Linked DNA regions of Homo sapiens: region 2 is linked to region 1. A link is a loop called in an ENCODE intact Hi-C map of the cell type or tissue named here. Cell type or tissue: GM12878. All regions are shown on one strand. Links, peaks and the distances in the headings refer to the core of each region. The heading gives the core; the rest is flanking DNA.

What was found. Peaks named below come from ENCODE experiments on the same cell type or tissue, not always from the same donor. Only the 100,000 strongest peaks of a DNase experiment are listed, where the experiment ranks them.
Region 2: it touches region 1 in a loop (2.2-fold over the local background); 1 of 110 quality-filtered maps calls a loop at or near these places.

What each region holds. Positions count from the first base shown.
Region 1 is chr3:168,052,034-168,054,959 of GRCh38, forward strand. All of the region lies in intron 1 of GOLIM4 (golgi integral membrane protein 4), which reads right to left. Among named protein-coding and RNA genes, the nearest start is that of GOLIM4, 42 kb to the right of the region's middle. In GM12878, for the core only: a CTCF peak has its summit at 1,276; no DNase peak of the experiment used is centred there; H3K27ac peaks cover 481 bases.
Region 2 is chr3:167,689,919-167,692,844 of GRCh38, forward strand. The region is part of intron 6 of PDCD10 (programmed cell death 10); the gene reads right to left. Among named protein-coding and RNA genes, the nearest start is that of WDR49, 37 kb to the left of the region's middle. RefSeq lists a silencer at 1,619-1,758. In GM12878, for the core only: no CTCF peak of the experiment used is centred there; a DNase peak (open chromatin) is centred at 1,643.

The DNA of each region.
Region 1 (2,926 bases), core at 277-2,776:
CACAGCCTTGATGCCTGGGTTAAAATCCCAGCTTCATTTCTCATGAGGTGAGCTGCTGAACTTCTGTGAACTTCAGTTTCCTTGTACGGTTTGTGGGGATAATAATAGATGTATCTCTTTGGCTGAATGTCAGAGTTAAATGAGTTCATATATATCAAGTGCTTAGAATACTGCCTGGCACAGAGTAAACACTATTAAAATGCTTAAATAGCTTAAAAGTGCCAGAGAAAAAAATCAGGCGATCTCCCCTGAGCCCTTCCAACCCTACAGTTAAAGTCTAATAACAAAGTAATCATATGTATGTGTATATGCATATATGTGCATATATATATATATACACATACACACACTCTCTCACACACACACTCTCTCTCACACACACAGATGTATACACACACATATATCTGACTTAAAAAGGCAATGACATTGGTCTCAGTTTTCTTTTACTTAAAAAATTTCTTTAAATAAAAGAAAAAGCAAATAATAATTCCATATGTTATTTAAACCCTTAAGTTTTTGAAAATAAAAACGGAAAGACAGTAGAACAGACCATATAGAATTTCTGTGCTTGTACCTCTTTTAGAAAACTTCACTATTAAGCACATACACACACATACGCACTACCTTTCTTTCTTTTACCATGCATTCTCCAGGCTTTTGAGCTGTGATTTATCTAGCTAGGTTTACTGTTTCACTTAGAATGAGGATAGCTAATCAATCCTTGTCACCTATCTCTATTTTTCTATTTATACTCTGAAGTCAAGGGCATCAGTCAAGATGAACTAATGCTGCTAAAATCTCTGCAACAAAAAGCTATATATTGAATATTCTCATAGCACCAAACAAGTTTAAGGAAAAATAAGTATGAAAATAATGGTTCAATCTCAGCAGTCAAGATCTTTAATGCAGAATAACACTGCAACAGGAATAGGATTTGAATCCAAGAACTCAGGAGAAAAAGATGAAAATCCATAATACTCATCTCATCTCCTGCTTACTTAAAAGGGGTTTAATATTTTCCATGCAACCAGGAATGGAAAGAGGTTCTATTCCCCCCAAAAGCACTCAGGAGTTTAAAAACGTGCCAGCTTCCTACAGCAATTTTCCATTTTAACTCTGACTTCCATTTGAAAGTCACACGAGAAATCAGCTGTATACATTCACTTATGGGCAAAATGCATATCTATGCAATTTCAAGGCAAACTGCTCCAATTCATAATCAGAAAGCAACACTCCAAAATTAGGCAGAAAACACTGCTAAGTGTTTTGACATCTTAAACCAAGAGAGGGCAATGTTTCTTTGGCAGAAGAAATAGCCTGTGAAATTTTGTTTTTGGTCCCGACTATAACATAATGTTTTATTTTTAAAAAACAAACAACAAACAACAGAAGCTTGGTATGAAAGTCACACAATTCAACTTGTGAAAACATTGAGATTTGCAAGTACCTCTATCTTCTTATATATAAAACAAAAATTAAAATGAACAAAGTATGCTTTTGATAATTGTGATTGAAGAATGTTTAAGCTTAATACTAAGAAAGATGACACAAAAAGGAGAATAAATTGAAATTAATATACGTCTCAGACTTCAATACTTTTGAGGGTTTCTTTGGGGCTAATGTCATAGAAATTAAGAGCCTTTATGTGACAGTTTTTGGTTGTAATTCTAAATCACCAGAGGTGGGGTGGAAGCCAGCCACCTGCCCATCCCATTCCTCCATAAAAGAACAAGTTGATGGGTCAACACAAAGTCAACATCATGCATTCTTTCAATTACTTTTCCTTCCTTCTTCCATAATTTTACCTTACAAGAAGTCTAAGACAGAATACTGGAGATCTCCTAGAAAACAACCCCCATAAAAGAAAGAAATAAAAAGAAAAAGGAGGTGGACCACTATTACCATTTTAAGGCTGACACAGGACTCTCCCTCCAGTGCCCAGAAGTAGGGAAGGACATCGCTAGGGCACAGACTTTGGTTCCTCCTCTCGTTTCCTTCAAAAACGTCTCCTCAGAGTTCTGCATCCATCTTCAAAATTTAACTACAACCTCTCACAGATGACTCCCAAACCATGAAACCCAGATTTTACTTCTCACTCAATTCCAGTTTCATTCCTTCAATAAAATTCAATCTTTTGAGTCTGCTTCATAATTTATGGCTGAATTTAATTTTTAATAAGCCCTTTCCCACACATTCAAGGCCCAGGCCTGGGGGGGCAAAACCTCCCAGTGGCTTCTCACCACATCGGGAGTGAAACCCCACAAGGCCCTCACAGGGCCTTACCCCATCGTTCATCCTGCCCGACCCCAGCAGCCTCTCTGTTAGGCTTGAACATGCCAGGCACACTTTCCCCTCAGCCCCTCCTACTGCCTTTCCTTGAGCCTCACTGCTCTTGCTCCAGGTATCTGAGCAACTAGCTCCCTTACTTCCTTCAGATCCTCACTAGAAAGATGCGTTCACACCCAGAACATCCTGTCTAAAATTGCAACTAGCTTTCTGCCCTCAATACTTCGTCTCCTTTCCTACATTATTTTTCTCTTTAGTGCTGATCATCATGCTTTGTTTTTACTTATTAATTAAACATAATTTATTAATTATAAAATAATAATTTTTATTACTGTTATAAATAAGTAAAATAATAATTTTTACTTATTAATTCCCTGTCTATCACAAAAGAACAGAACCTCGATTGAGGGCGAGAATTTCTGAATTACTTTATCTCATTATCGTATCCCTGTGATATGCTTTGGCTGTGTCCCCACCCAAATCTCATCTTGAATTCTCACATGTGGTGGGAGGGACCCAGTGGGAGATAATTTAATCATGGGGCAGGTTTTTCCTGTACTGTTCTCATGAGAGTGAATAAGTCTCATGAGATCTGATGGTTTTAAAAAGGGGAGTTTCCCTGCGCAAATTCTCTTCTTTT
Region 2 (2,926 bases), core at 172-2,671, 360 kb before region 1:
TTTTCATTTATGGCACCAAGGTGTGCACATAGAGAAGCTAAATTATATTAGTAACTACCAGAGAGTTTGTTTCCTACGAGAGAAAATACCAGGACAAAAAAACCACTATAGACAATTAACCAGATAAAGAACTGAGAAAAAACTTGAGGGTAAAATAAATATCGCATAACTAATGAATGCGGCTTGGTGCAGATGAATTCTGTGATAAGAGGCAGATAGTATGAGTAGAAGGAGAAGGAACTTAGCAATTTGCACCAACCTAATAGCGCAGCTTTGCGAAACATTACACTGAAAGGCAAAGGCTTCAGATGAAACGTAAACATACATCTTATCAAAAAACTGCAATAGAAAAGTAGAGTTTCTAATCATGCCACCCAAATTTGCATGATACGCATTTATGCAAATGCACTAATGAAAGGGAATCCCTGTGCTTTATGTTGAGTTTGGTTTAGACTGGAAAACTCTGAAAAAATCTATTCTGAACCCTTCATGAAAACTCCTAACTTAAAACAAATAAACCTTGCTGAATTTTAGCCTAAGAATATGCAAATGCAGATTACAAACAGTAAATAAATGCCTGGCTTTTTTATTTTGGTCTGTTAAATCACGAGTCTCCACTAGTTTTCCATTAGTTGAGATGTATTGGACTTCAAAAAAAATACAAATTAATTTTATAACATATTTGCATAGCTCAAATGTACTCAGGCACACACATTCATTGATCAAAAGGCCTTTTGAAATATTTGCTGGATCATTTTTCCTTATCAACTCCATTGAGAAAAGGGAGGAAAATCCTCATTTCACAATGTTATTATAGCATGTACTGTTGAATGTATGCTAGGTTCTGTGCTAGGCACTTCATGTACATCATTTCTTTCAATTCTCACAAGTCATTACCCTCATTTTCAGAGGCACAAACTAAAATGACAGAAGTTAAGCAACTTATATCCAAGGTTACATAGCTAAATGTTGGAACACAGATTCAAATCTAGGTCTGCTAATATATTCAAAATTGCCTGAATATTTATTAGCTGTCAGGATTCTTTTTTACTTGTACTTTGATACAATCTATAGCATCACCTATAGTACTTGGTGTAATATGTATATGACATATGCTTATTGAAAAATGTTGCTAAAATGAATAAAGGGGATAACTACCTTAGATATAAGAAAGTAAAATATTGGAGAAACGCCTGAAGAAGAAATCATTTTCTATTTTAGTGCAATTTTATCCACTAATTTGTCAATTAATAATGGTAAGAACATACATGAAAATGTACCAATATATGACAGTGATACAAATAATTATACTTTAGCCTATCTATGCTATTCATATGTGGTTGAATTTTAGTCTCAGAAATAACATACATATCAACAAACTTGCCAGGGCAAATTATCCCTCCTCAAATGGTTAGGAAGTAAATTTTCATTGCCACCATTACTCTTAATTCAATTGTGCTAAATTAGTACACTCTAGAAAACAGAACTGAAGTATTATTACTCCCTCATAAAGAAAACAACACCCTAAAGAAAGCCTCTGTCAATGACTATAGACAAGACTCTTAAGCTCAATTTCCTTATGACTAAAATGTGCTGCTAATAATGTGGTTTTCAAACCGCAGCTCCCTAGAGTCACAGACGGTTTAGCAGAGATGTCTCAGGGACTCTGTAGGGGGAAAGAGGATGTCAAAGTGACAGGATGAGAGCTCTGGGCCTACATTTCTATGCCAGTTTCAACCACAATACTGTTATCTCTCTCACGTACTGGCATTCTATGTTAAAATATCCTTTTTCACATTTCTTTCAAATGGCAGAAACTCTATTTTTCAATCTCCAGATTACATCAACATTGGAAGTCTGTGATTGGGAAACAGCAGTGAACACCTGGCATTAGATTGCCTGGGTTCAAATCCAGCTCTACCACTTAATAGGTAAGTTCTGTGGCCTTACCTAATTTTCTGTGCCTGCTTCAATTTCCTCACTTGTTACTGGGTTGTTGTGATAAGTAAATAAATGTAAAGTGATTAAAATAGTGCTTAGCATATAATAAGTCCTATATAAATGATTGTTATTAAGATGACATTGATTATATAAACCTACTTCGATGATCTGAAGCAAAATCTGCTGCAAATATTATTTTAAATGTCAAATCTTCATAGAAATGTGTCATGGCTCATCAACAAGTACACGATTATCAAAGCAAATGAAAACTTACCAAATTATTTCAAAACTTTAGAAATAAATAGTCTAAACAACTAAGTTTGGGATCACTGACAATTTATCCTTTTACAGGCCAAACATGTTTACTTTAACTATACAGGGCGAGTATCCCTTAAACAAAATGCTTGAGACCAGAAGTCTTTAGACCTGGGGATGAGGCCCAAGTATAAACATGAAATTCATTTATGTTTCATAAAGTGCATCCATATATGCATACATTTTGTGCATACAACAAAGTTTTGATTGTGTTTTGACTACAACCCATCCATCACATGAGGTCAGACGTGGAATTTTCCACTTATGGTGTCATGTCACGGTGCTCAAAAAGTTTTGGATTTTGGAGCATTTAGAATTTGATATTCAAATTAGGGATGCTCAACTTGTACCAGATTAAAAATAAAACTCCATGAACAGTTGATTATCTTCCTCCTTCACATATTAAAAGTAGAAAAGGAAGCTGGGGCTTTCCCATAGGAAAGGTAAAATACAAAACCCTTAGGCCAGGCGTGTTGGCTCACACCTGTAATCCCAGCACTTTGGGAGGCCAAGGCAGGCGGATCACAAGGTCAAGAGATCGAGACCATCCTGGCTAACACAGTGAAACCCCATCTCTACTAAAAATACAAAAAATTAGCCAGGCATGGTGGCGGGCGCCTGTAGTCCCAGCTACGCTGGAGGCTGAGGAAGGAGAGTGGCATGAACCCGG